Regions from separate parts of the Homo sapiens genome. Here region 2 is linked to region 1. The links are chromatin loops, found by intact Hi-C in ENCODE. Cell type or tissue: HCT116. All regions are shown on one strand.

Region 1 (5,000 bases):
CCTGTATTCTGTTTTTCTGAGTCCTCACAGTGCTGAACAGAATTTTTGTAGGGAGGAGAGGTACTCAAAAAATGGTGTTTGTTTACTGGTTACTGCAGGACTAACTTTCCCAAAAGATCCTTTTTATTATGCTATTATCCTACTTGAAGAATCTACAGGTTTTCTTTTTCTTTTTTTGGGGGGGGGGTGGGTGGGGAAGGAGTTTTGCTCTTGTTGCCCAGGCTGGAGTGCAATGGCCTGATCTCCGCTCACTGCAACCTCTGCCTCCCGGGTTCAAGCGATTCTCCTGCCTCAGTCTCCTGAGTAGCTGGGATTAAACAGGCATGCGCCACTACACCCGGCTAATTTTGTATTATCAGTAGAGACAGGGTTTCTCCATGTTGGTCAGGATGGTCTCGAACTCCCCACCTCAGGTGATCCGCCTGCCTCGGCCTCCCAAAGTGCTGGGATTACAGGCGTGAGCCACTGTGCCTGGCAAAAATCTACAGGTTTTCTACTGTCAATTTGCATCAAGGCCAGACTACTTTGTCTGGCTTCCCAAGTCTTCCATAACCCTATCATAGTTTACTTATGCAGCCTTATCTCAAAAGTAGTACCTTTTGTTCCAGTCTGTTTTCCAAGGTACTTCAGGTCTTCATGCTTTTGTGCAAGCTGCTCTTTCTTAATATCTCCCTCCCCAGTCCCCATCTAAATCCAGCGTATCTTCAGGACAAGGCTCGTAAGTTCTACCTCCCACATAATGTTTTTTTCTGTTCATTGGAACTCACCAATATCTCCCTAGTAGTTATTTGTCAGAGCTATGTAGTATAAGCTCTAATTTGTTTAATTACTGAGCATCTTCATTGCCATATCCATTCAATTTAATTCCAGAAACATTTTTGAGCCCCTGTGCCAAGAACAGGGCTAGGTAGCAATGAGGGTCACTTTTATGCAGGGACAGGGGCTAGAAATTGGCCTTACTAAGAAGTGTAAGACCGACTCTTGCTCATTGCCTTTCTTAGCATCTGCTTCATCGCAGGCAAGGACTGTGTTTATTTGGCTTGCATAAGCCCCATATTAGAACTTCCTCATAATATACAACATGCCAAATCATCGAAACTGCGTCACCCGGAGTTCAAACTTCATGAGCCTGGATTAGGGTCTGGGTTCCAATGAAAAGTGTTTTCTTTAGTTCTCTTTCTCTTGCATTAAGGATCACTATTTACACAGCTTCTTGTTAAAGTATCACCGCCTAGTACTTGGGTTCCTGGTCACACTTTCCCCCTTATGGAAGGGCTTACTGCCAGGTCTTTCAGACTCTGGAGCCAGACTGCTTTGGATTTAAATCTCAACTCCTCCACTAGTAGTTCTGTAATCTGGTCAGGTTACTTAACTCCTCTATGCCTCACTTTCCTCCCCTGTGTAATGAGGATAACAATATCATAAGGTTGGGGAAAGGGTTAAATGAGCTAACAGTTCGTTTAACAGAGTAATCACTCAATGAAATGTTATCCCCTAATACATGTCACTACTAGATTATTTCTCGCCCTTAAAATGTAAGAGACCGTTTTTCCTCTTTTCTTCCATCCGTGTCTCCAGCTTCTAAACTGCAGGCGAATAAACCTCGAATGAGTAAATGAACCCACCCAGTCGCTAGTTATTTCTGCATTTCCAATGTTGTGCCAGCAAGAGCAAAGGCAAATGGGCAAGTCAAAGTAGGCTTCTTGTAAAAGGTCTTCCATTACTGGGTTTTACTAGAGGCCCTTGCGGACCATCACATCTCAAAAGGGGGGAAAGCTCGTATGAGGCAGTGCCAGCTACCTTTCGGGAATCACCTTGGGCAGAAGGCCTTTTTGCAAAAAGACTCGGCAGCCCGGGCCCCGTAGGTTCGGCGCATGCGCAGCGCGCTCGGCGCCCGGGTTCCTTCCTCCGCGCCACCCGGAAGCCTCGGCGCGACCCAGTCCCCCTCCCCCTCCCCTCGCCGGCTAGGGTGGTGCGTGCCGGCAGGCCGGTCAAGGAGGCGGGACACGTCGGCGCTACCACCGCCACCGCCGCCGCCGCCCCTCCTCCCGTTCCAGCTGCCGCTGCCGCTTCCTGGGCTGAGTCCGCCCGCGGTCCCGGCGGCGCCAGGTGCGTTCACTCTGCCCGGCTCCAGCCAGCGTCCGCCGCCGCCGTAGCTGCCCCAGGCTCCCCGCCCCGCTGCCGAGATGGCGACGCGCTCCTGTCGGGAGAAGGCTCAGAAGCTGAACGAGCAGCACCAGCTCATCCTATCCAAGCTTCTGAGGGAGGAGGACAACAAGTACTGCGCCGACTGCGAGGCCAAAGGTAGCTTGGACGTCGTCGCTGCCCACGGTCGGGGCCTCTTGCGACCGGTGACCTTCCCGCCGCTGCGGCGCTCGGGGCCCGAGCGGACGCCTCGGCTTCGCTGGCCGGCTCCTGCCCTGACTGGAGGGCGGGTGGCTGAGCGGGCGGGCGCGGGGCTCCTGTCGACCCTCAAGTCCGCCAGAGGCGGCGGCGAGGTCAGGCCCGCAGGCCCTGTCAGTGGCCCCAGCCTCCCCTCCTCCCAGACACGGGTTTGAGCAGGTGCCAGGGTAGCGATGCTCGGACCCTCCACAGGGCTGGGGGTAGGAGCGAGGCTGGGAGCGCGGAACCGGGCACGGGTCTGGGCAGAGCTTAGGGTTAGAGAGTTGCCCTCCTAGCTCTGCTCATAGCTATCTCTGTGGGTGGGGCCGCGCTTAGGTCTGGATCCCCTCCTCTACCCTCCGGTGTGACCACGTCCTCCCACTCCGGGCTCGGATTCTTGGTCTCCTAGATGGAGCCCTACCTGCCTGCCCACCTGACAGCTTTTGTACAAGGCTTTTATCTCTGCTTCCTGAAAAAGAGTATGGTGGTCTTTTTCGGTGGGTTTGAGTTTTACGGAATAAATTAATTGGAGAAAGGTCTTTATTAGTAGTAGTATTGTTTTTTAGTCTGGTTATTAGCCAGAATGAAGAGGAATTTCATTACATGAGTCTCTTGGAGGACGGTGGGTTTGTATTTCTGAAGATTTTAGTAATTAGGTTTTCTCTGACCAGCTAGTTTGGGAGAATATGTGGACACTGATTTGTGTACCTCATAAATGCTGAAGGTTCATTTTAAAGATCTAGAGATGGAAAAAACCTAATTTTAGTTTTTTCGGTTGGAGGGCTTCTGCCTCAGCCTTTGAAACAGATATACTATTTTTAGCTGCTATGTTTTGTGTTTGGAGATCTGATTTATGTTTAATGTCTTGTAAGTAATCTCAAGGGAAATATTTCTTTTTTTTTTAAAGAAATGTCTTGTGTAGTTAAGAAAAGATCGTGTATATTTTTAATTGGTTTATTTCGTTATTGGGTGAGAAATAGGGTAGTTCTCTAAAGCAGGAGACAGTCTCTTTGGGGAATGTCCTTTAAGATTTCTGTGTTATTTGACTTAGACTTTTCCTGAAGCTTTACTGTTCTATCTCAATACTATATAAATGAGTCACATTTCAGTAGGCTGATAATATTTGACTAGACTGAGCCACACAGCATCAGCAGGTTACTTCACTGTCGTAACAGGTACTGAATTACTAGAAGAATCATGCGGGAATACTGTAACTAGATTATTTTTATGAAGCACTTTTCAATATAGTAACTTGATTGAGTCAAGATTATATTTATCCTATGTAACCTTTTCAGGTGATGAGTTTTTACAAAGTCCGTGCCTGGTTCTTGTAATACTTGTTTTCCTAGTAACTTGATTGTGTGTGGTTATTTGGGAGTTCTGCACTGTGTTTAGGCTCAGTTGCTTGCTCATTGACTGCACTAGCAAAACACTGAAAAATGGTCCTTTAAAAGGCCAAGAAGAAGAAAGAAGCTGAAGCTAAATAGTACACATTTTGTCATTTTGAGTAATAACATGGTTAAGTAGAGATGCTGGTAAATATTAAATCTGTTCATTAAAAGTCGAATAGTAACAGTTTCAGAATTAACCTTCCTTCATCTACAGACTTTATTAAAAATAATTTAATTTTTGTTCAAATTTCTGTCTCCAAAAAAGTACTTTATAAAATCAGATTTTCACTAATGCTTTCTAAAATAATACAGATTTTTAAAAGCCATTATTAACCATGTTAACTTTTTTTTTTTTTATTTACTCTTTTGAGGTGGGGAGAAGAGAATCATGTACTTCTTAAATTAGGATCAAAAGTTTTACTTCTTTGGACCTGAAGAATAGGAAGTATTCGTTTTGCTCAGTGTTTGTATTGCCACGGAAATCAGTAGATATATATTGAATGAATGTCTTTTGTATTTTGGTTTTGTCTGGCCTTTTGTTGGTTTACTTGTTTTGAGAAGTGAAGGAAGTGGGAGAGAAGAGAATGGTATCAAGAGTACAAGGGTGCAGCTTGAAGGGCATGAACTCCACAGTATAATTTACAAGGATTATTTTTTTCTTGTTGCTACTAAATCTAGAAGAATATTAAAATGATCTTGTAAATAATTTCATTGTTTTATCTTGATCTTTCAGGCAAAAAATCACAGGTAAGGCCACTTATTGATTTAATTAGACTTGATTTCATGGTTGTAATAATTGAAAAATTCGACATGATAGAGCAATTGATGTAAATATATTTTCACAGTTTTTGAGTATTTGGTAAGGTTGAAGTACATTATGGAGGCTTTTTTAGTAGAATTCTTGGCTTGTTACATGATTTTGGATCTATATGCTAGGATGACATAATAAATATAGTACTTTTAAAAGATATGTTAAAGGTCTTACTCTACAGCTCAGTTACTAAGAAGTTTCATTCTGTGTATGTATTGATGTTTTCTTCACTGTCTAGTAAATTGCATCAAACTTTTCATGTACTGTATTTCAAAGTTATTTCCTAGTTAACTCAATTTTCTTTCTTTCAAAGAAGCTTCTTCCACTGATCTTTGAGAATATGTACCAAAACTAAAGCTTAGGATTTGAGGTGCCTGTATTATCTTGCCTTATCATAGTTGGTAGAGGTATGTCAA
Region 2 (5,000 bases), 270 kb before region 1:
ACATCAAAATTCTCCAGTTTCCATTGTGTTATTTCCTGTTATAAGATTATTCAAAGTAGTTTTTTTCTTTATTGTTGTTTTTCAAAGGGAGGCAGACTGACCAGTCGTGTTTGGGGTTATTTCACAATGCTAGTTCCTTCCTGTATACAAATTCACACACGCACCCATATTCATACAAATGCTGGCCTTGGGTAAAAAAAATAAGGTTGCCAAACATTTGAAGTCTTCAGACCATTCTTTCTTTGTTCCTCCTTTGGGGAGCACCACCTCCCCTTCAATTATTCTGCATCCTGCATTTTCTCCTCTTCCTTACAAAGAGCCTGGTATCAGTCACAGCTCCTGGCACTCCTGAGTTACATGGCCTACTTCTGAGGCACGCAAAGATTTGGTAGCAAAGCAAAGGGAAGGGAAGTGGCAGACCTGTCTCTCAGCTGCCAGCTGCAATCTTTCTCGCACACCAGTGCCTCTCCTTCTTACAAGTTACGTCCTGTCGGTAGACGGACTGGCCCAACAACAAGGTTATATCTATTGAGGTTAAACTTGCCCCAAACAGTGTTTGTTGGAGCAGAGAGGCAGAAAGCGTACAAAATAGGAAGGTGAGTTCTCGAAAGAGTTAAAATCCAGCCTTAAAAATTCCACATATGCTCAGTCAGGTAAATCATCATGAATTTTTTACTGATATTTTGTCCTAGAAGATAGTGATATTAACATATTCTAGAAAAGAAAAACCTTGATTCAGTAAAAACCTCCTTAAGTGAGAGATACATGATTAAATGTTGATGACAAAATATATTTTGAGGTTATCTCAAAGTTTAATGAAGTTCTAAATATATAGAATGATTGAATATACACTTTAAGAAAACATGCAATAGGTGACTGGATAGAGCTGAAAAAGAGGCATCCATATATTTTAGATTGTTCATTTCTTGTATATTTGATTTTATGTATGAGAGTGTTTGTTATCCTGATTTAGAATGAAATGACTTTGAGTGGTATTTGTGGATTCAATTTTTTTCTAGCCTGAGGAATAATCTATTGTAGAAAAGTTGAAAAGTTGCTCTAATTCGCTAATATTTCAAAGCATCATTTATTTTCTCAGGGAAAGGACCAGAAAACTCGGATCCAAACTTAAAATGTCAATACTCATAGTTTAGCATTTCAAAATGAATAACTACATGGAGTTACCAGTGATACTTTTAAAATTTATATTTTTGCTATGTGTACTGTTTCAACAAAGTCATGAGTATACCAAAGCGAGCTAACAGTCTTCATTCCAAAATGTTGCCCCAAAATAATTTCTGAACCACATGACAGATGTTTGATACAGATGACTAAATTTCCTGTCATGTTTGTTTATTGTTAATAGTAAAACCAACAGAGAGTGCTAGACTTTAGACACTAATATCTTCAAAATATGGACTTACATGAAACTAGACAGCAATATCATCTTAAAGTACTTTTTTCTCTTAAACAAACAAATCGAAAAAAGCAAAGATCAGAGATGAAAGGAAGAAAAGTATATCGAGTGACACCATGTGTCAGCCAGACACTGGGATAGATGCTTCATATACCTTAGGTCATTTAACGTTATAGTTAAGTAGAAAATGTTTTAAAATTGTGGAGGTGTTTAACTAGTTTTTCATTTTCTAAGCCAGCACAGCTGTTGACTCACCTGTTCATAATGCAGAGATTATTTGTTCTGCCCTACGTTTCTGTTGCACAACATTTTCCCTCTCTTAAAAGTCATTTATTGAATCATCATCTGTCTCAGGCTTGATACGGTATAGCCTCTGAAAGACTGGTTTAGTACTTAAACCCACCTTTCAAAATATTTCCAGTGCAGGCCATTCAGTGTTCCAGGTACCTAATGAGTCATTTTCTTCTTCCCAGTCTACCAAGCAGGATCTCAAAGCCTCCTTTATCTTTCTGGGTGTATACAGAGTCATTAAGCTCAAATATGTCCTTTGCCAATGGACTTGAGGGTTGGGTTTAGTTATTAACTTGGTGAGTCTCCACCCAGCTAACTATTCTAGGAAATCATTTGGTGAGTCAGGCATTCTTGTATTCACATTGCAGCGGCCAGTCATCTGCCCTAAGTGCTGCCGCCGAAGACTGAATGTCCTGGAAAGTTTGCTGTCACATCTCCATTATGACAAAAGCATTGTGCCGAACAGATGAAAAAATGCATTGTCAACGGAATCTTTTATGTTTGTTTGTCTTCCTTTAAGCAACATTGCCTTACTTGTTATAAAAGATAAATAAATATTTGTTCATTTCAATTCTGATGAGTCTGTGAGCTGTTACCATCAAGCACAGAGCAGCAACCTACTTTGGGATTGAGAAAGTGGGAAATCTGAAGTGAAAGTCTATGGTGATTAAACAAAACTGAAAACTAAGCCACTCCTCTTCCATCTGGTAGAGAAATTGTGACCATATGCCCTTCTCTCCACTAAGAGGAAAGACCAGACTCACTGGTTCACTGGTATGTTTTCCTTATAGTAGACTGTGGTATGACAATGCCAAGTGATAAAACTTCTATGACACCCCTCTCTCCAGTTGATCCAAAGAACTTGGAGGGGAGGAAGAGGGGAGAGATGTGAGGAGACACAGCAAGTTAGGCACCTCTGCTTTTTCGCAGGAGCAAAAATAATAGGTTCTTATCTACTTGGAAGGTGAGGATACTACTAATTCATAAAACAACATGAACACAGTTAATTTTCTAAATGCCAAGACATAAAAAAAAAATAATCTTCTTTAGGAAAAAATTGTTTCTAAAATAAAATAATAAATTTGTATTGAATTCTTACTATGTAATAGGTGCTAAACCAAGCACCTTACATGCTTTTGCTCACAACAACTCCATAATGTTGCTGTTATTTCACCATTTTACTGATTTATTAGCCCATTTTCATACTGCTGATAAAGACATACCCAAGAGGGGGTAATTTATACAGGAAAAAGGGTTTAGTGGACTTACAGTTCCACATGGCTGGGGAGGCCTCACAATCATGGCAGAAGGCAAGGAGGAGCAAGTCACATCTTACATGAATGGCAGCAGGCAAAAAGAGAAAGCTGGCTGGGCACAGTGGCTCACACCTGTAATCCCAGCACTTTGGGAGGCTGAGGCAGGTGGATCATGAGGTCAGGAGTTTGAGACCAGCCTGACCAACATGGTGAAACCCTGTTTCTACTAAAAATACAAAAATTAGCTGGGCGTGGTGACAGGCTCCTATAATCCCAGCTACTCAGGAGGCTGAGGTAGGAGAATCGCTTGAACCTGGGAGACGGAGGTTGCAGTGAGCCGAGATCACACCATTGCACTCCAGCCTGGGTGACAGCGAAACGCCGTCTCAAAAAAAAAAAAAAAGAGAGAGAGAGCTTGTGCAAGGAAACTCCTGTTTTTAAAACCATCAGATCTCGTGAGACTTATTCACTATCATGAGAATAGCACGGGAAAGACCTATCCCCATGATTCATTTACCTCCCACTGGGTCCCTCCCACAAAATGTGGAAATAGTGGGAGTTACTATTCAAGATGAGATTTGGGTGGAGACACAGCCAAACCATATCAACAAATAAAGAAATTTAGGACAGTAACTGTCCCAGAGTTGCACAGCTGAGCCCAAATTTAGATGATTTCATTGCATTTGTTTTTAAGCACCAGACTATTAAATTAGGTTTTCTTATTTTTGAAGAGCCAGAACTAACGGCAAGTATGTTGTATTGCCTATATAGCAAGGAATTAAAAGAAAACTAATGTGACTAGCATGTAGCCTTACAATTAGTTTGTGTTTTATATGTATAATACATATATATAACATATCATATATACAATAACTTGTTTTGATATTAATTTTACCATTTTTTTTAAAAATCACATGATGAAACTTTCAAAGTAATTATTCCAAGACAATGAGAAATAACTGTATCAAAACATAGCTAAAATTCATAACATAGGCAGCATCAAGATTCAGTCCCAAAAGCAGAACCTACTGAAAGTTATAAAGTTAAAAAAAAAAAGACAGTATTCACATTTGACAAAGATGGGTTGTGGTGGCTCAAGTGTGCATTATTCTTATCTTTTCACATATGTTTAGAATATTTTACATAGAAATATATTTATAAAAACATGGATCATTACCTATGCAGAACTTCTGGCCATTATCCTTACCTTGATTATACCCTAGGGAACCTTATTTTCCAACTTTGTATGTGAGCTCATAGGGAAAACCAGAAATAATAAAAAGAATATATGCTAGGTAGAAGCCTGTCTGAAAACATAATCTTTTTCTGGGAAAATATAAAAGGACTATAGAGCAAGATGGTTTTTAACAACAAATTCTTTTAAAATACCATGTGATATAACTAAAAAGAAAAAAACTTCCAAATTGATTTGATCAGGTTTACAAATCTGATATCAACAGTTGACAAATGCCAAAACAAAACAAAAAAACCAAGGGAGACTACTTGAGGAAGAAGAGAAAGAAGTAAAAAGAAAGGAAAGGAAATTAAACAAAATAGCATTTATGGATATAGATGAAGTAATGTTAAATACAATCTGCCAAATCAAATTCAAAAATATATTAAGACTGGGAGTGGTGGCTCATGCCTATAATCCCAGCACTTTGGGAGGCCGAGGCAGGCAGATCCTTGAGTCCAGAAGTTCAAGACCAACCCAGGCCATAGGGTGAAACCCCATCTCTACAAAAAACACAAAAATTAGCCAGGCATGGTGGCACATGCCTGTAGTCCCTGCTACTTGGGAGGCTGAGGCAGGAGGATCAGTTTGAGCCCAGGATGCAAGTAGCCGAGATTGCGTTATTGCACTCCAGCCTGGGCGACAGAGCGAGACCCTGTCTCAAAACAAAAAACAAACAAACAAACAAAATATATATTAAAAGAAAAATCTGTTCCCACCAAGGAAATTTTACTCTCATGAAATTAAAGGACAGTTTAATCTAGAACACTAGACATAACCATGTGGCATTTATATGTCAAAT

Evidence for each region. A loop is a pair of places that touch in the nucleus more often than their neighbours do. Peaks named below come from ENCODE experiments on the same cell type or tissue, not always from the same donor. Only the 100,000 strongest peaks of a DNase experiment are listed, where the experiment ranks them.
Region 2: a loop joins it to region 1, with 7 times the contacts of the local background. A loop is called at or near these places in 2 of 110 quality-filtered maps.

Annotation. Positions count from the first base shown.
Region 1 is chr6:70,665,838-70,670,837 of GRCh38, forward strand. SMAP1 (small ArfGAP 1) reads left to right here and starts at 2,046. Exons shown (of 11, transcript NM_001044305.3): 1 at 2,046-2,304. The coding sequence starts at 2,187. RefSeq lists silencers at 1,828-2,227, 2,378-2,607, 2,728-2,787. In HCT116, no CTCF peak of the experiment used is centred here; DNase peaks (open chromatin) are centred at 1,944 and 2,694; H3K4me3 peaks cover 2,798 bases; H3K27ac peaks cover 1,966 bases.
Region 2 is chr6:70,397,139-70,402,138 of GRCh38, forward strand. It overlaps LINC01610 (long intergenic non-protein coding RNA 1610), which reads left to right. Exons shown (of 4, transcript NR_125857.1): 4 at 2,077-2,279. LOC105377847 (a long non-coding RNA gene) reads right to left here and starts at 2,070. Exons shown (of 5, transcript XR_942668.1): 1 at 1,821-2,070. In HCT116, no CTCF peak of the experiment used is centred here; DNase peaks (open chromatin) are centred at 1,973 and 2,423; H3K4me3 peaks cover 2,624 bases; H3K27ac peaks cover 3,431 bases.